3 separate regions of the Homo sapiens genome follow, and all the other regions are linked to region 1. The links are chromatin loops, found by intact Hi-C in ENCODE. Cell type or tissue: heart right ventricle. All regions are shown on one strand. Region 1 holds the start of LINC01235 (long intergenic non-protein coding RNA 1235). Region 2 has its middle 73 kb from the start of MPDZ. Region 3 overlaps NFIB (nuclear factor I B).

The links. Peaks named below come from ENCODE experiments on the same cell type or tissue, not always from the same donor. Only the 100,000 strongest peaks of a DNase experiment are listed, where the experiment ranks them.
Region 2: a loop joins it to region 1, with 2.1 times the contacts of the local background. A loop is called at or near these places in 22 of 110 quality-filtered maps.
Region 3: a loop joins it to region 1, with 2.6 times the contacts of the local background. A loop is called at or near these places in 2 of 110 quality-filtered maps.

The regions. Positions count from the first base shown.
Region 1 is chr9:13,424,661-13,432,660 of GRCh38, reverse strand. It overlaps LINC01235 (long intergenic non-protein coding RNA 1235), which reads left to right and starts at 1,332. Exons shown (of 3, transcript NR_033863.1): 1 at 1,332-1,458. In heart right ventricle, a CTCF peak has its summit at 4,949 (motif pointing left); no DNase peak of the experiment used is centred here; H3K4me3 peaks cover 925 bases; H3K27ac peaks cover 1,861 bases.
Region 2 is chr9:13,348,196-13,356,195 of GRCh38, reverse strand. No RefSeq gene overlaps it. Among named protein-coding and RNA genes, the nearest start is that of MPDZ, 73 kb to the right of the region's middle. In heart right ventricle, a CTCF peak has its summit at 4,225 (motif pointing left); no DNase peak of the experiment used is centred here.
Region 3 is chr9:14,110,998-14,118,997 of GRCh38, reverse strand. NFIB (nuclear factor I B) reads left to right here. Exons shown (of 11, transcript NM_001190737.2): 9 at 2,652-2,790; 10 at 5,917-5,999. Among named protein-coding and RNA genes, the nearest start is that of LINC00583, 190 kb to the right of the region's middle. In heart right ventricle, no CTCF peak of the experiment used is centred here; no DNase peak of the experiment used is centred here; H3K27ac peaks cover 327 bases.

The sequences.
Region 1 (8,000 bases):
ATCATACAGCATTTGCTACACTTCTTTTTACTGAAAGTCCTACTACCTACCAATTCACACCCCACCTGCCAACTCCCTCACCTGAAAGCAAGAAGGAATTGTATTTTCACTCCAGCATGTAATTGGCAGATCCATATTTTGTTTTTGCTTGTTTTTTTTCTTTCAGCACAATCAACGTGCCTTTTCCCTGATTTTCTCTGCCAAACATATCAGATTGTGGGAGGTTTATGGATACACAGTACTTCACAGGCAACCTGAAAGGTAGGGAGACTGCGAGGAGATACTGCAAAAAAAAAAGTGTGATGGAGAAAGCATGAGTGACTACTGGAAGACAGACCTGAGATAATTATTGAAGAGATGACAGTGAACATTACCATGATATGTTTCACCAGGTTGTGTTTCAAAGATAATGAAGAACTATTAAATCATTTTATTTTCTTTGAGATATTAAAGAATAAATGAAAGGAATATGCAGATGATAATTATAAATAACAATTATGATAAGTTTGAGTAGCTAGCTACTTTATACAACACTCCAGAAATATTTGTTATGCAAATGCATAAACTCTACCCAGTGGCTTTATAGATCACTGGCATTAGGGCTGGAGCTATTGTGCAGGAATAGGATGGTGGCTTAACTCAGTTGGGGGTCATTTTATTGCCAGTTTAACTGGTGTTAAATTAGTGGGTATTTAACTGTCACTAACACAATTTAGGGCTCAATTCGCCAAAGTATCATTTTTACTAATATTTTAGTGAAAGTGAAGAATCATTCCTCCCGATGCTGTAGTGTCATGCTGAAGGCACCACTGTTCTCTAGTCCACAGTAATGAAACTTGCATTAACAAAAGTGGGCTGGATGCCTACTAAGGAGAAAAATAAACTCCTTGAGAACCTGGTATCTTGCTGTAGTTTATTGCAGTGAAACCATTTTAACATCCCTTTTCACTGAATGAGATTTTTAAAATCCGTAAATCATGAGCCAAAATAGTATAATCCATGCAATATTTCATGGAAGACCTTTGCTGTAAGATTATTGTGTTGAACTCCCAAATTTTTATTTTAGGGAAAAAACACACACGCACACACACGCACGCACACACACACACACACACATTTCCCCACCAACACAAGAAACATGATCAACTCCAAATTCAAAAAGATTTACAAATGCCACAACACAGTTATCTACCAGCAAACATATCATTTCTTTGTTTCATAGGACACCAAGGATGAATAATTCATGAACCCCATTTCACATGCTTATTGTGTCTGGTGGCAAAGACCCCGCCCGCTCAGCCCCAGGAAAGCTCAGGCACTTTGCTGCAGGCACAGTGCTCTGTGCCATCCAGGGACCAGCCGTGTGCTCTCGAGTTACTGGAGCAGCGCAAGCAGCTCCAGTGGTCTCAGCTGTGGAGACAGCTGTTTGCCCACCGTCTGCGATGGCAGAAATGTGTGGTAGGCTTCCCCCTAACAGCATGGCCCCCGCTACACACCACACACACACACAAACAACTCCCAGGCCGTGCATCATACACACACCACCACCCAAGGGGTGAAAGAAGCCCCATCATGTGGGGACCAGAATGAGCAATGCACCACAGTTTAAAAACAACTCTTTATCTTGTATGATAACTACTGGAACAGAGGTGGTAGCCTCCGAACCTAAACCTTGTCATTTATGTATCAAAAGATTTGTGCATGCGTGAAATTCAAAATGATTTATTGTTTAGTTATTGCCTTATTTACTTACTTAATGGATTGATTGATGTGCTAGGATCCCACAGACAACGGAGGCTTTTTTTTTTTTTTTTTTAAGATTGTTTTAAAGGAACTAGATTGCAAGCAAAGTTTCAGTAGCACAGTAAGTCAGCTCCTCCTTACTGGTTTGTATTCATAATGAGTTCCTTTTGGCTCTTGCCTGCTACCTGTCTCTGGCTATTCATTGACACAAAATACTGCACCTTGCACACTGTGAGAAGTGGCAGGGATGAAAGAATATTAAGCACGAAGGAGTAAAATATGCAGAAAAATCTGGATCCTGCAGCACGTTTTAGCCAATAGAAGCATCTATAGTAGTAACTCTTGCATGGTGCTTGGGCTGAAAGCGATAGAGCTGCTTTAACAATGGGAGTTATCAGGATTCCATCTGGCATCATTTCTCGACAGAGGAGGGAGTTGCAGACAGAGGGGTCTCACATTTGAATTCCTCTTGTAGACCTAGTATCATCTGTTTCTCTTACGGACCTTGAACTTACTTTCATTTTATAGGGATATACTACACCTGAACTGGTTCTTGTAATAAAATTATCTAAAAACTTTGAAATAACTGTTATAAGAAAAGTTCCACAAACCTCTTACTAGCTTGCCTCTTGAATTTTATTTATTATTAGGAGTGCTAATTTTTTAATCACTCATGGTGAATAGGAGCAAAATCAAGGAGGGAGGTGCTCAATTTATTTATAGGAATTAGATGGCAAATTTGTGCATAACTCTTATTTGATCGATGTTCTGCGCAAGCGACATTTACGTAGGATCCCTGTAACCTCTTTTCCAAACAAACTCTAATTTGACATAATGCAGCGGAGAATGGCACCAGTCATCGGGCTTGCATCAGAAATGCATTTTATTTGGATTCAATTCAGACTCTTAACGAACTGGTTCCCATAAATGCAGCAGATGGGAGTGAGGCAAATGGAAGAGTGTGTGGGGCCTCACACCCAGCACCCACCACCGCTCCACTGTACTAAAGCCTTTCCTTAGTTAGCTGGTTAGTTAGTTAGCTAATTAGTTAGGCACATTCCAGCTGAAACTTTTAATTATAATTAACATATTTATCCTACCAATCCACCAAATTGAGGCATGAAACACTACAGTCCAGCCAAGGCAAGGAGATTCTTTCCTTCTCTTTCTCTCTTGACTGATTAATGTGGTGAATGCTGCCAGAAGATGGTCCAACGGTTTATAAACCTGGCAAAGCTGAAGCCAGACCTTCTTTTCTAAAGGTCAATTAAAAATGCTAGCTGCACTGTAAACAGAATTCTCCCTAGCAGAATACCACGCAGTGTCCAAAGTGGTCTCTTAATACAAAATATCAATTTGATTTTCCTCAGGAGATTCGCTCTCCTTTTGCAATGCAAATATTTTCAAGTGTACTAAACACGTTTTAGCACCTCAACATAGGCACTAAAACTATTTGCATGCAAAATTACCCAGAGTAGGCAGACAGGCACAAGCTTATGCTAGCACCATATGTGCTAAAGAATTTGAGCCAGGAAACAACTAGTATCTGGACGTTATTTACAATTTAAATTTAATTTTACATTATTATTCAAATGAGAGCTTATATATAAGTCTCTATTAAAATTAATGCTTCATATGGAATGAAATTTCACCTAAAATTATATTTTTAATAGTGCTGGGGGGTTTTGTTCCAACTAGATTTCAACCATTCAAGAAGTATAATACAGCACTTTTGGTCCTTGTCTTTCAACTGTATGAGAGGTTCATTTTTCGTTCTAAAAAGTTCTCTCAGAAAGAATAGCAAAATTAATTTTGATTGGAAGGCCCAGAAATCAACACAAAACATAGACCAGGTCCAACAGATTAAAAAGCATAAGTGATTTGAGAAAATACACACTTCCTGGAAATAGCACAGAACACTGTCCCCACTCAGTTAAAAAACACCTTTTTTTTCTTTCCAAGAAGCTCCACATGTTTTGTGAACAGGGGAAGTGATTTTGGTTTAGCATTTAGTTTGCCAATTGCAATGTGGCATACTGTCCCCAGAAAGTGGCACTTCTTTATGTACTCAGAACACAATTAACCCTATTATTTCTAGTATGCTTTCAGTGTAGCCTTAAGGAGTAATCTTAAATCTATCGGTGACGATCGGGTAGAGAGCTTAATGTTCATCTGTTAATCCGTATCAAAACAGAACACTGCTTTCTTTATCTTTTAGAGTAATTTTCTATTTCAAGTTTGGTAAGATTTCATGTCTTTAATATCATATATTTAAATATGCAATAGTTTATTTTTATGTTTACATTAGGGAGGGGAAACATTTAAGTGAATCAGAATGATTATTTCCAACTCTCTCTTCAAACTTTCTCTTACCTAGGGGGTTTACAACTGAATTCCGAGGCTGGTTGAGAAGTACTACTATCAGAGTAATCCTTTCCCCGGCTGTCTGCTAGGTTATCTGCAGATAGTTACAACTGCAGTTTATGTGTACATTATATATTAAGGTTTATTGAGATAAAGATAATACTTGGTGAAGTGCTTGGAAATTATTACTTATAATCCATTTTAGCTTAAACCTATTACAAAAAGGAGAAGTATATTTTAAACACTAGGCTGTGAATAACTGCTTTTTAAACTATAGCTGTGGAAATGAACTTGGGGTGAAGGGAATATAAGAAAAATCAATATGCTATATTTCACCACAAGGACGGCATCAAATATACCCAGAACATTAACTACAGAGGATTCTTCCTCCTGGATTAGAGATAATCAAACTTATTATCAACCTAATACATACAATTTTTCTTTTGAAAACTTCAAGTATAATTCTAGGTCAAACATCTTTTTTTGCTTTCTTTTTTTATGAGCTGGAGGAAGAAGCTGCTTTCTTTCTTGACTTGCAATCAGTCTCAGAAATGTTGAATCATTGCCTAGGTACATGAACTCAATTCTGAGCAGCTTTAATTTACAGCAGCCAACATTTCTATAACATAAGCTCTCTAAAAGGGGCCCACAGAAGAACCAGAAATCTGTGGTTGTGTAGAAAGTTTAATGGGAATGGAAAATCTCCACGTTTACACGTCTATTCTTGCATATTAATATCATTACATTTAAACTGTGGTTTGATTTCAAACATTGAATTAATTAAGGGAACTTCCAGGTCGAGTTATAATGCCAAATCAAATGCCAACAGCTCCCTCTACTGGCTACTAGGGGAAAACATTTGATCTCTATCAATCAGAAATTTGTTTACTTATTTAAAAAACATCTTCACCAAATTAAATTTTGATTAAAAAATGGCTAAGCTTTTTGGTAAACCTGAAAGATGTTCACTTATAATGATAGCAATACAAATGCTAAGAATTTTAGAAGTGGATAGTTACATGAATTTTCTCGAACTCTCGGCTTCAGGTGATCCGCCAGCCTCAGCCTCCCAAAGTGCTGGGACTACAGGCGTGAGCCACCTCTCCTGCCCAAGTTACGTGAATTTTCTAACATCAGTAAACAACTTCTGCCCTCTCTAAAAAACATCTGGTCATTCCCTTGCCTAGTACCCTCTATTACACAGAATTTGGGTTAGGGTTAAAATATAATTAAGGTTAGGTTTAGGGTTGCATTTTCTCCAACCTGACACAAATATCAAATTTGTTTTCCAGAAGCTGAGAAATCTTAATGGAAATATCAAATTTCTACATGATGCTTCCTTGTCTCTTGAGCTCTAAAAAAGACAAGAAGAAAATAAAAAGAAGTATCTATTGTTATTTCATCGAGAATAAATAGATCAGTTGTAAATTGTTTACAGTTTTGAAGCAAAGAAACATTGGATTCTTTTATTTAAACTCTGATATTTGATGTAACATGTAGTTTAGTGAGGGCAATAAATGTTAAAAATGTAAAAAGTAAAATGCATTTTCTTCTCAAAGTCCTTGCCCAATCCTTCTTGGAGACTACCCTCCACCACCTGAAACAATCAATCTATTTGGTTTCACTCATTTAGAGTTGTCTCTCCCTCAAATCCACCACCCCCACAACTCTTGGCCTCCTTTTCACACAGCCATATTCCCTGAACATAAATGGAAAATGTAATAGCACACTCAGAAGTTTTCAAATCCCACTCATTTCAACAAGTGAGACTTGACAAGGTTGATGTGATAGGCTCATGTGAGAGGTTTTAGAATTTTGACGTAAATGCACTGTGAAGGAAAACCTTTCTTTTTTTTAGAAAGGAAGCAATATAGCCCTACAGAGACAAGATCTTGCTCTGTGGATGTTCTCTGCCTTAACGATGAGGTCTTTCTTCCACCGTACCCTCTTACCGTATAAACTTTGAAAACAAACTTGCAATTTTGTTAAAGGTTACCTAGATAGAATATTTCACTCCTCTCTTTCCCTTTCTGTCTCCTCACCCCAGCCCCCCATACACTGCCTCAAAATATATGTATCCTTCATCTTTGAGAAGTGAACCACTTTTGTTTAAAGAACTATCCCTGCATCTTAAACTTTGTATCTTAATTTAGGAAATTACTGATTTCTTAAAGCATCCATAATTGTTGTCATAGCCACAGAGAATCTTTTTATGATGAGTTCTTCCTTGTTTAACAATGTAATTATTGTTGAATTACAGTATATCCTGGCATGCAACCTTTTCAGGAATGTTCTTATTTCATGAATTCTTTTAAAATACGAATTCTCTTTTTAAAGTTGAATTTTTCAAACATTAAGTTAAAACTGTAGCTTTGGCGTCAGACAGGTCTTCTGGATTCAAACCTTACCTCTGTCATTTATAAACTGAGTGACTAAGGCAAACCACTTAAACTCAGTGATGCTCAATTTCCTCATTTGTAAAAAGGGAATAATGGGACACCTCTACCTCATTGGGTGGTTGAGGTTGCCTTGAGATAATATATATATAACATGCTTTAGCAGAATGCCTGGTACATAATAAACATCCAATGTTGCTATTCCTGCTCAATAAACAAGAGAAGGTCTTATGGGAATGGAACAATGTAACTGATTATTTTATTTCCTGGGGAAAAATATGCACCATAGTAATCCAGCGAAGCTCTGAATACTGATGACTTTGATCAGAAAACTGAAAAGTAGACACTATTTGAAATAAGGATTCAAGACTGGATGCAGTGGCTCGTGCCTGTAATCCCAGAAGTTTGGGAGGCCGAGGTGGGCAGATCACTTGAGGCCAGGAGTTCACGACAAGCCTGGCCAACATGGCAAAACCCCGTCTCTACTAAAAATACAAAAAAAAAAAAAAAAATAGCCAGGCAAGGTGGTGCACACCTGCAGTCCTAAGCTACTCAGGAGGCTGAGGCACGAGAGCCTTGAACCTGGGAGGCAGAGGTTGCAGTGAGCCAAGATTCTGCCACTGCACTCCAGCCTGGGTGACAGAATGAGATTCTGTCTTAAAAAAAAAAAAGAAAGAAAAAGAAAGAAAGAAAGAGAAAAGAAAGAAAGAAAGAAAGAGAAAGAAAGAAAAGAAAGAGAGAGAAAGGAAGGAAGGAAGGAAGGAAGGTAATGCTAAATGACGAGGCAATGGGTGCAGCACACCAACATGGCACATGTATACATATGTAACAAACCTGCACATTGTGCACCTAAAACTTAAAGTATAATAATAATAAAATTTTTAAAAAAATTATAAAAAAAAAAGGAAGGAAGGATTCAACTTTGATAGGTGAAGCAGACATAATTTTTATCTGGCAGAGCACAGCAGGGTATCCTCCCTTTGGTACACTGTTTACAGGCGAGCAAAGAGCCCAGGGAATAAAGTTGTCCCTAATGGGTCACCCACAGGGAACATCTATTGGACAATGCATCAATGTCAGATTGTGAAACACTGGAAGATTCAATCGTTTCAAAATCCAGGCCCTAAAGTGTGTAGATAGATCTTATTCCAACCCCACCTCCAGCACCTACCGGCTCTGTGACCATAGTCCAGTTTCTCAGTTTTGAGCTTCATCTTGCTATTCTACAAAGTGAGAATATTGTCTAACTCACAGAGCTGGGTGAAAATTTGTGACCACGGATTTTTGTAAAAGATCTGCATGATCTGCCTCCTTCCTTCCTTGAAGTCTCTTCTGCTTTAACCCTGATTCTTGCTCCGTCTGCTGTAATCAGACTGACCTTTTTGGAAGCCTGACCCTTATGCTTGCCTCCTGCCCTCACACTCTGTTATGTATTTAATTCCTGTTCCTTCATCATATCTTAGCTCGGTCCGCACTTCCTTGTGGAAATCTTCCTTG
Region 2 (8,000 bases), 76 kb after region 1:
ACTTGCATCAATGTAATCTTACAAAATGACAAGTCTCAATTAAAAATGATAAAGTTCACTGTGGCGGTTATCCTTAAGAAAGTAAGAGGAAAAGAATTACCATTTGTTTAGCATTGAAAGTTGCCAGGCATTTCCCATAACTTTTCTCATTTGTTTCTCATAATGGCCTTATGAAAAGATAACTGAGATCCAGAGAAATACAGTAATTTTCTCAAGATTACATATCTCATAAGTGGAAGAACAAAATTTAAAATCAAATCTGTCTAATTCCAGATCTAGTACTCTATTACAGCTAATAGTTAATTTTCATGGAGCAGGTTGTAGACACACGAGTATATAAAAATATAACCATCATATAGTGAAATGAAATTGTGATGAGATGAATGCAAGCTTCATTTTGCCAGTGATTTAGTGGATAATTGTGTCTCAGTCACTTTAATAGACTGGACTCTGCTTCTCATTTATAAAAGCAACTAAACAGAAAATTGACATTTGTCATTTGGAAAATGCATGGCTTCCAAATCAAATGATTGCTTGTATTTCTTGTAATGACTTAACCCAGCCATATGTTAAAGGGATAAACATCAAGCCAAAATTCAAATTTAAAATAATATATTTCTCCTATATCCATTTGATAACTAAGTCTAAATAACAAATTTGTACTTTATGCTACCATCCATTTTGGACAGTACTACATCTGTGAAGTTAGAGAAGTGGGAACATATTACTTCAGAAGAAATCCCCAAATTTGCACATGTAATACTCTTTTACTTACTGTTTTAGAATTTAATGTCAGGTTTTTTTTAAGTCCTTGTTTTAAAAAGTTTTATCTTTTAAAAAGAAGTCTATGTACGCTGGGTTGAAAAGATTTCAGTGAATTTATAAAATAAAAAGAAGAATAAAAACTGATCATATAAAATTATTAAGACTTGAAAAATATATGTCCTTATTTGGAATCCATCATTCAATTGTGCAGTGTGTCAATGGGGCAGTAAATATTGAATGAGGATTCAATTTTAAGAGCACTTACCTACCCCATCATTGTTACTACTCATTCAATTACTAAAGTAAATATTTTACTTCTATGTTCACAATATGTTTCCATTTCCAAATCTATCCAAGTGCTCTATAAATGAAGACTAATATCGTGTCTCAGCTTTAGCACTTTTTGCCAAAATACTCTGAGTCCAAAATCAAATAACAAAACCATAATGCTGAAAGAGACCTCAATGAGTCATTCTTCCTTGGTTGAACTCTGTCTAGTCATTCTCCTCCACCCAAACCAACCTTCATCTCCTCTATTCAGCTGCTTCTCCCCATCCACCAGCAAGACATATTCTGAACCTAGAAAGGTAACTCCTTTCTGGTTCAATAATATTCTTTGTTTTTATAATTCAAAGATGCTGGCCCGGTGAGGTGGCTCACACCAGCACTTTGAGAGGCCAAGGCAGCTGGATTACTTGAGGTCAGGAGTTCAAGACCAGCTTGGCCAACATGGTGAAACCCCATCTCTACCAAAAAATACAAACATCAGCCAGACATGGTGGCACGCGCCTGTAGTCCCAGCTACTCGGGAGGCTGAGGTGGGAGAGTTGCTTGAACTCAGGAGGCAGATGTTGCAGTGAGCTGAGATCATGCCACAGCACTCCAGCCTGGGCAACAAGCAAGAGGCTGTCAAAACAAAACAAAACAAAAATCAGAAAACAAAGATGCTTTGAATTCCCATCACATTCATTATTTATTTTTGTTCATTGGCCTCATCATAATTTAAGATATCTATGTCTATTCTGGAACACCAACAAGGGATTATTATTTCTCACCTTAAAGAGCTTCTTTGCTAGTTGAACAGACTCTCTTGCTTCAAATCAAAAAGTTCCTAAGACCATGTCTTTCAAATTAGCTAGAAAAATATAATTACTGTATGAGTGTCACCACCCCAGAAGACCAACAAACTCAATTCTTAGAATAATGTTATACAGAATAAAAATGTAAGTATTGTGGTGGGATCTCAGTGTTGTTTATTTTTCCTTCTGATACCTTTATTGTAAACTAGAGGTGTTAGGATATGGTTAGTTATGTGAATTTTAAGTATAATATAGGTCTTTCCTGAAATTCTGTTCTATTTATTTTGGTTGTATCCTACTTTATACTCCTCCTCACTTTGTCCTCCAAAGTCCTAGAGCCTAAAAGAATATATAATACAAAGCAATATGGGAGTAAAAGGAAGTGAGAAAGATGAAAACAAACCATGGTTTCTTAGTAATGAGATTATTATAAAAATGTAAACCATAAAAACCATTACTTGCTGTAGGACCATAGTTTGGGTTCTGTGCTTTCTTAAGAGCCAAAGTTTGGGGATGTGGGGGAAGAGAGAAATCTGGTTATTAAACATGTCAGTGTGTATAAAACTAAATAAAAATAATTATAAAGAGCTCAGGAGAAGCAAGCCAGTATTGATGTGAAGACTGAAGGCTGAAGCGCCATGAAACATAATAATTACTCTTAACAACATCCTTACTTTCAACACATCAAATTCCTAAAAAAGTATTTCCAATGTTGGCCGTCAATAAAAGCCAAAGAGATTCCAACAAAACGAATTAAAGTAAAAAGAGTAGTATGAGTTGCCACAATTATATGATTGAAGTATATTAATTTATGAAGCCCAATTTAGTACATGTGTAAGTTTTAGGATATCTGGAAGATTGGACTTGGCAATGACTGTGCAGCAAACTTTACATATGAGTGCTACTCTAAACACTACAAATACAATGATCTGTGTGTCATGCAGTTGGTTGACATGCATTTTTGTCTATCAGTTTTACCTCCATTGTAAGATCTATAATGTAGGTTTAAATTGTAGGCTTCTTAGAGAGCAGTGTCTATATGTTATAATTAGCACACCATATTGTTATATGTTAAGAAGGTACACATATTTGATATTGCTAAGTATTTTCCAATGATGTAGATTTTTAGTGCATAATATTATGTCTTTCAGAGAAACCCTGTTCAAATTATGCTAGCCCAGGAATCTAACAGGTCGAAAATATTCTCATAGATGGGTCTACATAGAGAGGCAAATGCCAAGGGCTCATAAAATTCCTGTTGGCATACATAGAAAAGAAAGCAATATGGTGTTCCTAAAATACTTTAGATGTTACAGGGACATGTTAAAACACAGAGTGTCTAGAAATGTCTATCCTGGTAAAATCAATGGAGTTAAGCCAGGGCAAAGAACACTTACGGCCTGCAGATACGTAATTTATGCTGTTTCTGATTTGAAAACTGGAGTAGATTTTTAATTTATGATTGAAAATATTGAGTTCACCTTTGAACAGCTAGGTAAATTAGATTGCCCTCAAGTCACCCTTGAAAAGCACCACAACCACCACTATCAGTTTCAATTTGTAAAATGGAACAAATGAAAGAGTCGCTAGGGGCACTTTCACACACCTAGCCCTTCAATTATGCATAAATAAGAAACACCAACACCTCCAACAGGCAAATCAATTTTAAAGCGCAAGGGTTTCTATTGAGAATACTCTGTTCAAAAGTTCAACTCAGCAATGCCAGCAAGATTGCACAAATGAATCAACTCTAAAACCACAGTAGAAAGGGAACCAAGATCACTATTTTTTAATGGCCAATATTTCTCTATGTTAGATGCTAGGATGCCACTAAATTGTGTTTCTCTAAAAAAGCTTGGTGAATTTAACTTCCTGACACTAGATACTACATGTTTAAAAGGCCAGAGAAACTCAAAAGAGGATAACTAATGTAATTCCAGTTAAAGTTCTTAATTTCCTTCCCTTCTCTAACAAAACTTACAAGAATGTTACATATAAGGAAAAAATGTCAGTTTCACAAAGATTTAGAAGGTAGCAATTGAGTCTATGAATTCTCATTAAATTAGTCCTATAAATCAGATTCTATGGAATAACTCTGAAAAGCAACCTTATCTTATCCAGGAAAACCCACTGTATATATTTAAAACCTCATAAGAGACTATTACTTATGCTGTATATTGTATTAAGTAAGCCCATTTAAAGCATACACTATAGCTTCCTTAAGCCAATGTTTTTACAAGTTCATGACCATGATAAAATATATTGCTTTTCAGAATAAATATCCTTTATGCCTATCATAACTATATTATACCAGTTAAATTACACCAACATTTATGGGACAAATTTCCCTAGAAACAGACCGTGTTTAATGCCTGCAGTGACACCTACTGGTAATGAAGTACACCTAATTCTTAAAGATATTTGAAAATAATAGTATCCTCGGTTCATATTTTCATTCTCAGCTCCTTAATTCACTAGCCATGGCAAATTCTTTCTTTTCATCAGCTAACTTATTTCAGTAGCTTTTTGGTAACATAAATATACATACGAGTAACATTTTCTTTTAGAGAATAAGGATTTGTCATGAAGTCGTTTTTGTTATATTTGCTGAGTATGATGAAGAAATGTAATTTTTGTTGATAACAGATTTTCACAAATCATTTAACTTACGCTTATGCAAAACCAGATGTCTCTTCTTCTCCAAGATGCCTATGAGAGATGGTATTTCTAACTAATTGGGGAGAAAATAAAGGGGAAAGAAGCCTTTTGCATGAATTGCAGATCTATGGGATGGTCACTCCTACTGTCACCTGAGGGCCTCCTGGATATGTTCTGTATACTCCCTGTTCATAATGTGGTCTTTTCTCAGCATACTTGCTCATGTTGCAAACTCCTTTTGTTAATGCTCAAGACTGCCCTACTCAAATATGACCCAAGTCCCTTCTCTCTGACCTTATTTAAAGCCAGCTAGACGTGGCACATCTCTCCATTTCATGTCTTCCCCAAATACATGAGTCAGTCACGTCCTTCTCTCCCTCATTCCTCTGTACAAAGTCATATAAATTATTAAAAATCCTAAGAAGTATTTCCCGCCCATTCTACAACCAGGGCTTTCCCTGCCTTTGAATTCTCATTATTTTTTCGTTTATATTACACCACTAAAAAAACTCTTTACATACTCTTCTTTTGTTACTACTACTAATTACTATAATAGAGCCCATTTATAGATCACCCATAAAATGCTGGGAATGTGCTAGGCTGGATGTAAGGACTTTGATTCTTATAATGACCCTTCAAGTTAGCTACTACCATCTCTATTTCTCAGATAAAGAATCTGAGCTGGGCGCGGTGAGCTCACGCCTGTAATCCCAGCATTTTGGGAGGCTGAGGTGGGCAAATCACGAGGTCAGGAGGTCGAGACCATCCTAGCTAACACAGTGAAACCTCATCTCTACTAAAAATACAAAAATTAGCCAGCTGTGGTGGCATGTGCCTGTAGTCCCAGCTACTCAGGAGGCTGAGGCAGGAGAATGGCGTGAACCCAGGATGCAGAGCTTGCAGTGAGCCAAGATCATGCCACTGCACTCCAGCCTGGGCAACAGAGTGAGACTCCGTCTCAAAAAAAAAAAAAAAAAAAAAAAGAATCTGAGAAATGGAGAATTCAGATGCTTTGTTCAAGATAATAGACCTTGACAAAGGATTCTAAACCAAATCTGTCTTGGGTCCCAATCATCCTCTCCTTCCATTATCACACAAAATGGAAGTGTGTTATTAATAAGTTCTTTCCAGCCAAGTTCTGGCCCTGAGGCTGTTGGGAACATTTCAGCCTCTGTAGGTTGCTCCCATTCCTGCCCGTGAACAGTGACATCTTTATAGCAAGTCAGTGTTTCCTCTACTCGTCAGCAGAGTTTCAGAAATATTCTTTTGCTTTTGTCTAAATATTAAAGTTCCTGGGGGGTGAGGCATCCAGGGTAATTTTATGGGCAGTATCATAGAGCAGCTTCTGGATACCATGTCTTTGTGGCTGCTTGCTGCTGATGCAGTGGTTCGCCAAGGAAGCCTTTTTAAAAACTGCCAGTCTGGCCGGGCACAGTGGCTCACGCCTGTAATCGTAGCACTTTGGGAGGCCAAGGCAGGCAGATCACTTGAGGTCAGGAGTTTGAGATCAGCCTGATCAACATGGTGAAACCCTGTCTCTACTAAAAATACAAAAATTAGCCAGGCGTGGTGGCATGCGCCTGTAATCCTAACTACTCGGGAGGCTGAGGCAGGTGAATCACTTGAACCCGGGAGGCAGAGGTTGCAGTGAACCGAGATCGTGCCACTGCACTCCAGCCAGGGGGACAAGAGCAAAACTCTATCTCAAAAAAATAATAAATAAATAAATAAAAACTGCCAATTTGTACAATACTATGAAAGTGAATTTATGTTATTATACATTTGTCCAAACCCATAGAATATACGTCACCAAGAGTGAATCCTCATATAAACTATGGACCTCAAGTGATAATGGTATGTCAATGTAGGTTTATTGATCATAACAAATGTACCATGGGTGCAGGATGTTGATAGAGGGGAAAGCTGCATGTGTGGGGGGGACAGGGGCTATACGGGAATGCTCTGTTTTTTCCATTCAATCTGGCTATGAACCTAAAACCACTCTAAAAAAAAAAGTTTATTTATTTTTTAAAAACTGCCAATGCCTAGGCCCCATCCCAAATTCAGAATCTCTGGGGAACAGACCTTTATATTGGTATGTGTCTAAAATTCCCCAGGTGACACTTAGGTGAAGTTAGGATTGAAAATGACTGGGTTAGTGTCTTCTGTGTATATTGAGTGCCTCTGGCCCTCAGGATGCCTGGTGAGAGAAGGGGGCATGGTTTGTAGCTAAGTCAGCCAGCTGAGTTTGCCCTATCTGCAAACACTCTGGAGATATCTCCATGGTGATTTATTGGCTCCAGTTTCCTTTGAACGATAATAATTATAATATATATCTTATATTATAATAATACAATAAATCCATGTTCCTGATAAGAGACCACATGTGCAACTAACACAGCATACAACCACCCATCTAATTTCTGACTCTTTATCCCAGAACCTCCAACATCTGATTTTTTTTCTGTGCCCACTGAGAGATTAGAATTCCCAACAGTTCCACCATGGGTTTGATTTCTGTCCTTTGATTTGTCCCTGAACTCGTATAGCTCTGTTCTCCTCTTGTCATTACCTTTCATCAAGTTTACATCCAGAGGTGCTTTTTGAGATCATGTACTTCCTCCAGTGTTAGTTACCTGCCCAGTGGCAGCCCTGGCATGCTGCTGCTTCTACTGTTAACCTAGTAAATGTTAAATCCAGCTTTACCATTCACGAAAACTTTTACAGATTCCAGTACCAAAGGCATCATACGATCTCTAAGTGCATTGCCATTCATATATACCTGGCTCCTGGGCATAAGGTGAGCATATTCAGTCCCACTTCATTTTACTAGAATGCAGTCTTTGAGGGCAGACAAAATACCTTATTCATCCCTACCACCTACACCTAGCACAATGTGGTTTATCTATTCATAATTTATCTACTCATAAATGAATAGTGTTTATTTACAAATTAATCATGTAATCTTTCACTTACATAACTGCTGTTATTAAAATATGCATTTGGACTATTTTTTCCATTTGTGGCAATGAGAGTTTCTACAAACCTATTCAAGTGCTTCACTGGAACACTCTTAACCAAAGTCAAATTGTGGAAGAGTTACATAAACTAGTAGATTTGAAGTCATTATTTACCTCATTCTCAGCTTTCAAAAGTTGTCTATGGGTCATAATATGCCATTTTATTAAGTCCTTCATTTAATTTTAAAATATAAGTCATCATTTCCCAATCAGAAAAAGAGGTCCTCCTCCTCCTCCACCGCCACTTCTTCTTCCTCTTCCTCCTCCTCCTCCTGTTCTTCTCCTTCTCCTTCTCCTCCTCCTTGTTCTTCTCTTTTATTTATTCATCTTCTTTTTCAGAAAGGGTTTTTCTCTGGCTGGAGTGCAGTGGCCCAATCATAGCTCACTGCAGCCTCAAATTCCTGAGTTCAAGCAATCATCTCACCTCAGCCCCTGAGTAGCTGGGACTACAAATGTGCACCACCACACCCAGATAATT
Region 3 (8,000 bases), 690 kb before region 1:
TAGGCACTGTTAGGGGAAAAATTATGCAAATTAAAATCAGGCCCTTAGTGTTACACATTTCTTTAATTATTCAGTGCTTGTTTTACGTATATTTCAATTTCTTTATAAGTTAAGAGGGCATATTAGGTGATAATCTGCCTATATTGTTCTCAGTTTTTCTTCACTTTTTCAAGATACATATCACCTTCTAAGGAAGCATATTACTCTCATCTCAAAAAAAAAAAAAAAAGAAAAAGAAAAACTAGCAACAAAAAAACTCTCAGGATTTTGTATAATAGGAACCGTGTATAAAGTAGAATAATCCTTTCCTAATGCTGTTAGCTTCACCTTCAGACAAGACATCTCTCTTTTCTATCTACAGTATGAAAGTTCATCTATTAACAGCCTTAAAAGATAGAAATTTTTAGTGTAGCTTCATCTGTTTGAACCAGTAGAAAACTGAGGAGAAAATAGCCCTCAATTCTTCTCACCCTGAGTTTTAGGAAAGTTGTCTGCATTGACTTGGGAATTCTTTCTTTGTCACCTTTATTCTTTTCAAATGAGAGAAGTGTCTACTAGTTCATGTTGTTCAATTCCAGTAGGTGAAGTTTGTAGAATGGTCAGGGTAGGATAATATATTTGGTGGCAGCATTTCCTTGAAATTATTGTCATTCTGCTCCAGACATTTTGTTCCAGGTAGGTACTTTCAGACTGTTTTGGTGAACACTGTATGTAGAAACATTTTTACCATTGAATGTACCACCAATGATAAAATGAGACCTGTCTTCTTTCTTAAGATATTTAAAGCACTTATTTCCAGTGTTCAGATAACCAGAAATGGATGGCCTGCTGTAGAAACAAACTACTTTTTCCCTTTGAAAGGAAAAATGGGTCTTTATAGTTAACTGCAGATTTTTTTTTTAAGGAACAGTGTATCTGCTTTGATTTTTAACTCCAACTCAAAACCAATTAATTTGCATTTCAAATTAGAATTCTTGGTATTTACCATTTTAGCTTTAGAAATGGAAAAACATCAGTATTCCTTCACCATTCACTTCTAGTCAGCTGTTGCTTCCCAATATTCTCCAGCACTGCACTGATTTTGATTTTTAAGATAAGCAACTGAGATGCCTTTTCCTCCCCACAGCAATTTTGAGATTAATTGCATTACTGCTGCACCAATTATAGTGAGACAGTCATGCTATTCAATGGAATATTTTGAATAAAATTAGTTTAAAGATGTAACTCTCCCATAGGTTTCCATATTGGAAAACTCTGGTCAATTTTCCTGACATCAAGTTAAATACTTAAAATTACCCATGATGAATAATCAGGATATTCAGGAAGTCCATTTTCTTTATAGAATAAATAATGTGGCCTCTGAGGAGCCTAACCGAAGACTTAGTTCATGTCTCTAAGTCACAATATTTAAGTGTTATTAGCTGTTCATCTTTTTCTCTAAATAAATGTCTACTTGTAATTTATGTGCAGATATTTAGAAAAATATTCTGCTTCATTTTTTTTTTGCCTTTAACAGTTCAGATTATAAAGACTATATACTTGCCGAGAATAGCCTCCCAGCAAATTGCGATGAACACCGTGCAGTGGAGAATTCCAACATGGGTATAATCAAAAATAACATTCTCAGTCTAGAAAAATATATTCCACTATTTCTTCAAAGAGTGTATCCTTAGGATTTTGTTTCCTACCACGGAAACTATTTTTGTACCCAGGAGCTAAAACTCAGATAGTAACATCTTTTCTATCATTGCCCAGGGGATTTTCTCAGTTAATTCTCACAAATGTCAACAAGAAATGTTTTGTGTAACTCTCCATGCACCACCATGGATGTAAGAGTAACTCAAATAACAATGCTCATTTGCTTGTCCTCTGCTTCCCCTCAGTACAGTTTAATTTACTTTGGAAATCTTTTATTTGTAGGTGTAAGGACAAACGTAGCTCAGCATTTTATATCATTGTATGACCTCTGAAATTTTAGATGCTTTACATCTTATTCTATCTTCTTGTATTAGTAAATCATCAAAAGTTGACCATAGATCTCGGAATCTAAATTGCCTAATGTGTGCATCTCAGCACACCTGTGTGTAAGAGAGCTAGAGTTTTGTATGCAGGAGAATGGTTCTTGACTGTAAATGATGAAAATTCCAGAATTCGTTGTATTTGATCTCCTAGATATTTTTGTGTCCTTTGTTTCAGTGATATCATCATGTAGGTGAAAATTGTGTTCTAAAAGCCAAAACTGACTCATTATAGAAAATGAAGAGCAGAGAATAAGGAAGCATTGGGTTCCAACTGTAGCTAGTTCAGTAAGGAATTCCATTTTAGCCTTTGGGCTAAGCATTTAAGTCTGCACTTGAGTTTCTTGGCCTACTACATGAAAGGATCAAGTCTACCTGGCTCTCAGGGGTGCTGTAAAGAGGAATTCACCTATACCATGACGTGCTTTGAAGATGAAAACCTTCTTTGAAATGCTGCTGCTCCTTATTACTACCAACCATTGACTGGCCTCTCCGACTCCGACTCGAGAGGGCCTGTGTGGCGCCTATGCGCAGTGTGCTGGATCCACACAGTCGTGTGTGCTGAGTGGACTTGTTGAACAAGATGACTGCCTTTTGGATTGCTTCACCCGGCATTCTGTTTTTGTTTTGTAGCCTAACGGCAGTGGTCAAGTAGTAGGGAAAGTGCCTGGCCATTTCACTCCTGTCTTGGCACCCTCTCCCCATCCCAGTGCAGTGCGACCTGTGACCCTGAGCATGACAGATACTAAACCCATCACTACATCCACTGAAGGTGAGGCAGCTTCACCTACAGCAACCAGTAAGTATTTCCATAGGAAATGAGAAATGTCCATCAGAGGCACCATTGGATATCTGATCCAAGGTGGAAAACACGGCAATTTTTCCAGCTACCTGACCAGATGGAGATTTCTCATTTAAGTGGAGCTAGCAGGCATGGATGTGGCCCTGCTATCACAGGCTCTCTCTTCTCAAATTCCAGTCAGTGAATCATATTTGAAAAGGGAGAAGCTCACTTGTTTAAGTTAACAGCTATAACAAAAATAATAAGTCATGCCTGCTTGTTCAAGGTATACATTGAAATTGCACTGAGTAACATAACGCAGAATACAAAGTTTTCGTATCACCCAAAGAGAGATTAGGTAATTGGTACTTATTGGAGCATTCCTATAGAAATCAAGCCCCTTCACAAAGCAGATGGAATCAGTGCCTCTGTAAGGTAATTGCATGTTTACATCATTGTAGGTTATGTCATTGTTAAAAACAGTCGCATAAGGTTGGGAACAGATGAGGACATTTCAAAACTTAGTATTAGGCACATGTAAGCTACCTGTACTTTCACTATCTGCAAGCTTTTTTTTTAAAACCTTTTGATTATTTTGCTTATCATTGGTACATCAAATACTGTGCTTTTTAGTGTGGCCATAACATTTAAATGTCAGAGATTTAGCCAGTGAACCTTCCTAACACGTACCAATAAGCCGCATCATTCCTTTGTTTTTTCATGTAAAATACTTAGAAGTATAGAAGAAATTAATTTTGAGGTGGTTTCACCCAACTGTCAGCTTCTTAGTACTGGAGCTGGAATGTACAAATTGGTGAAGTAGAATGGATAAAGCTATCGAATTGGTGGAATTAGCATGCACCTCACCAATTATACAGATATCTTCAATTCAAACCTTTTTTTTTTCTTTCTTAGAGCAAGAAAATCCCCATGATCTTGAAATTTCCATGTGAATCAGAGACAATCAGAGGCATGCACCACTCATTCTTTCTCAGCCATTGGAAAGATGCTCTTTTTTTTTTATGGTTTCTGAAAGACTAGGAAGGAACCCTATAAGAAAAATGGACAATACTTTGTACAGTGAATTCAGCATTTCTTTCTCAAAATTCATGAGCCCCGTCAATTAATAAGTTCCTATAGGCTTGTAATACCCATCAGTAATTCTTAATGCTTAGAATACTTCCCTGAATGCACAGATGGATGCGACCTACTCAGGAAAAACTAAAAATTATTTTGTTCTAGAGGTTTGCTATGTGCATTACAGTCACCAAAACACTAAGTACTCATTTTAAAAGTGGATGTCTTCACATCTTTGAGCAAACAATGTCAGCAATTTAAATAAAAGCACACAGAAAACAAAGATTTTTTTTTAAGTAGTTGAAAGATTATCACAGGATAAATGGTCAAAACCAAGTTCTAGAAACTCTGATGCCTACTCTTGTGGTGTTATTAATAGAAGAGATTCAGGAGAGGATCAGACCCAAATGATCACAGTTCACTTATAGGAGTACCCTCAGCCTGTTTGTTAATGAATTGTTTTTATACTTACATACAGGTTGTTCAAAAAGGGATCTGATTTGACTAGTAAAATTACAAAATATTCAAAAGGAGTATCTTGGTTGTATAAAGATGGCTGCATCAGTCCATTTTCCACTCCTACATAAAAGAAACATAGTGAGTAGTTTTTCTTTCCTATAAACAAGCTTGTAGCTCCAGCTTCTTAGGCACCACCAGTAATAAAAAACTGGTCATTGAATTGATATAGTACTATGGTCAAAGAAAACACAGAAGCCAAGGAAGGCTCTTTCTCATAGTTGAAAAGAAAAAGCAGCATAGATTTGGTGCTCTTCTGTAAGGGTGAGGCTCATCTCCGGCTGTCTGTGAGGTGTGGTGAATTCCAGAGGCTTGGAGATTGAGTAGGGGTCACTGGTTGCTGATGGCTGCCTTGCATGTCCCCTTATTCAGGAGCAATTAAAATATGAATTGTGAGCATCTTCACTGTTTTTAAAAAGTTGACCTAAAAAAGCTTCCATGGATCAAATTCTGCAGTCCTTTAAGTGAACAAGGCAGAATTAATATATTGGTTTTAGAAAGCCAGTTCATTTAAAATGAAGCCTGGATTCCTCATTAATCTGGTGGTTTTAAACCAAACAGTGTAGCTTTCTTCAGAACAATAAAGGTAATATATGGTAATATGGAGCAGTGGGATTGCCTAGTTCTGGGAAGATACCTCAGTCCTTTCCTTGTGAAAAGTAACAAAAGTCTTTAGGAGTAGCTCCCTATTCATTTTTTTTTTGTGTGTGTGAAAAATTTACTCTATACCAAAAAGCAAAAAGCAGTTGTACAAAAAGTACTTGCAAATGAGACTATAACAATGTAAGGAATAGTCACCATATATACTTACTACCTAGTGGCCAACTATTTAAAGGTGCATCAGCTTTCTTCCTGGATCAGTTACAAGTAATTGATTTTTGTATGTGTGCTTATGGGAAGTACTTTTTTTCAAAAACATTCCTATCAGACTTGAGGCCATTTTCACAGGTAAAATACCGAGCTGATTCATTCTACATGATACAGGCTTCTCCTTCATGATAGTAAGATTTGATTTCCTTTTTAGCAAAACTTTTAAGAAAGACATTTTCCATCCCATATCATTAAGAACATCTGCTTAAATTCCATCATTAAAAGCTGTCACTTTTTCCTGGCGGACTTTCAGTCTGCTTTACATTTAGAATCATATACCATCATTGATTATTTTATATTAGACAACTACTATCTGGTGAAAAAGTACGTCTAGGAACAGGGCCCTTCTATTTATCCAATCCTTAGTACCTCCACAGGACAGTTACTAGAGCATGTAAGTGTGAGACACCCACACTGAAGTATGAGATCTGCTTTACTGGATAGATTTTTTAGGGGGAATAAACTAGTTGATTTGAAGTCAATTATTATTTCTTTTCTATCACTTGGTGTTCACTCAGACAAAAGAGAAGAGAAATGAAGACACTTTTTTTTTTTGGTTGCAAATCCCACTTCTCTGGGTTTCTTATACATGGACAGGGTGTTCGTTCTGATAGTTCACAATTTTTATCTTTGTTTTTGTTCTTCCTTAATCAGCCTACACAGCCTCAGGCACATCTCAAGCCAATCGATATGTGGGACTAAGCCCAAGAGACCCATCCTTCCTACATCAGCAACAGGTGGGCAAGTTTCACCCAGGTGTGACGGTGTAGCCACGCTTTCGCTTCCGTGCTTCTCCATGTTGCCTCTCAGATCCGGACTCAGAAGGGGGCTCCCGGGGCTTCTGAGACCAAAACTGATCATTTCATTTCCCAGAATTTTTTCTCATTGATCCTTTGTTTCTCACCTCTTTGAGTAGAGTTTCTCAAATTGGCTCATGACCTTTTCCATCTCTGTAGCATATATTGATAACATCCATGAGTAATAGTGTTTCAGCCAAAGTGTATTTTTCTCAGTCTCATTGGCTATTGAGAACTTACAGACTATAGCTTTCAAAGACAAAAACTGCAAACTGTTTTAAAGCCAACTAGAATAGAAGCAGTATATAATTCGAGTTTTTGAGTGATTTCTTATTTTCCAGATGTTTTGCTCCTCACATTTGTATTTTAGTCCAAGACGATGAGTTACGAAGTTAAAATCTCAGGCGACACTTCATTCCTATTATTTTAATAGCTTTAAATTGGTTTACTGATTTCAGATGTGATAAAACACTTTTTTTTGGTTCTGCTTTCTTACATCATTTATGTTTCTAGTAGCATTTTAAATTTCACATCTCATTAATGCTGTAAATTTAATGCAAATGAAGTGTTTACCCAAACTGTGAAAACATACAGCCAGGATTAATGGTGGCTTATAAACAGATCAGCCACAGTCAAAAGCATGGACCATACCAATGTAGAAATCCCACGATTCTAGTTACAGGATAAGAGACGTAATTCTAAACAGTTCCGAATTTAAATATATTTTATGATGCATATGTTTGCTGCTCTCAAGTTTTGATAGCAGAGCAGTTTGAAATTAACAGTATGCAAAATATTACATAGGGGAAAATTAGGCTATAATAAATAATAAAGAGCTGGTGTTAACTAACTCGCTCTTTATTTATAAGTTGCCTGTGCATATATATGACTTTTTGTGTAGGTAGTAAGATACTTTTGCCCACTTACTTCATTCTTGATCTGTTCACCTCACATACCCTTGTTGTGACCTACCTCAACTGTGCTTGGTGTGGAGTTCTCAAGTCCTTTCCAGTTGCAGCCCAAGGGGGCAGACTGCATATTAGAGGTCACCACATGCAGAGCTCAGAGAAAATCATAAAGATGATAGCTTATTCAGAATACTTGATGTTTTGCCAGGTTTAAAAAAAGCAAAACAAAACAAACCAAAAGAGTGAGAACTAACTGAAAACATCTGTACACAGTTATGAAAATACCAAATAATAATAATTAGTGGTTTTGCCAGCCATTGGCTTCTCAACATAATTCTCTGGAATGTTGCTTTTTTTTCACCTCTAAAATTGTTATAACACGAAATGAGTTATAATTACTAGAATATGGTTCTATTTGACAGATGTATGTGTCCATTGTGTTTTTTAAAAAACATATGCAGGATGTATAAGTTTAGAAACTTGTTCTTTTAAAAATCATTACACATATTCTCAGGAATATTTTTCTCATGGGATTTGCATTATTCTTTATGACACATCTCTAATTTCCAGTTAATTTTTAATGCATAAAACATGCCTCCATTATTTAAACCTTTAGCCCCAAATGCTAGTTAGAATACTCTGACCAATTCCATGTATTTGGAGGCAGCCTTCCTCCTCCACTACCCTAACCTATGGCAGCTTTAATTTTCTTATCCCTTATGATAAATGTCGAAGCCTCATGTAATTATGATTACTAAAGTCCATTAACATAAGAATTACTTCTTTCACATATCTAAAAATATATCAAGAAAACTTAGCAAGCATCATGAAAATATGAATTTTAATGTAGATAGCATTCTGGCACATGATATATTTTAAAAACTATGAGTTCTAGAACTATAAACTATTTTAAAATCAAAGAAGACAGCCACTTATTTAAGTGGACAACATTGAATCGAGACCACTTACAATGTGAATACGTTTTGTTCAGTCAACTATAGTTAATACTTATGGGATACATGATATATATTAA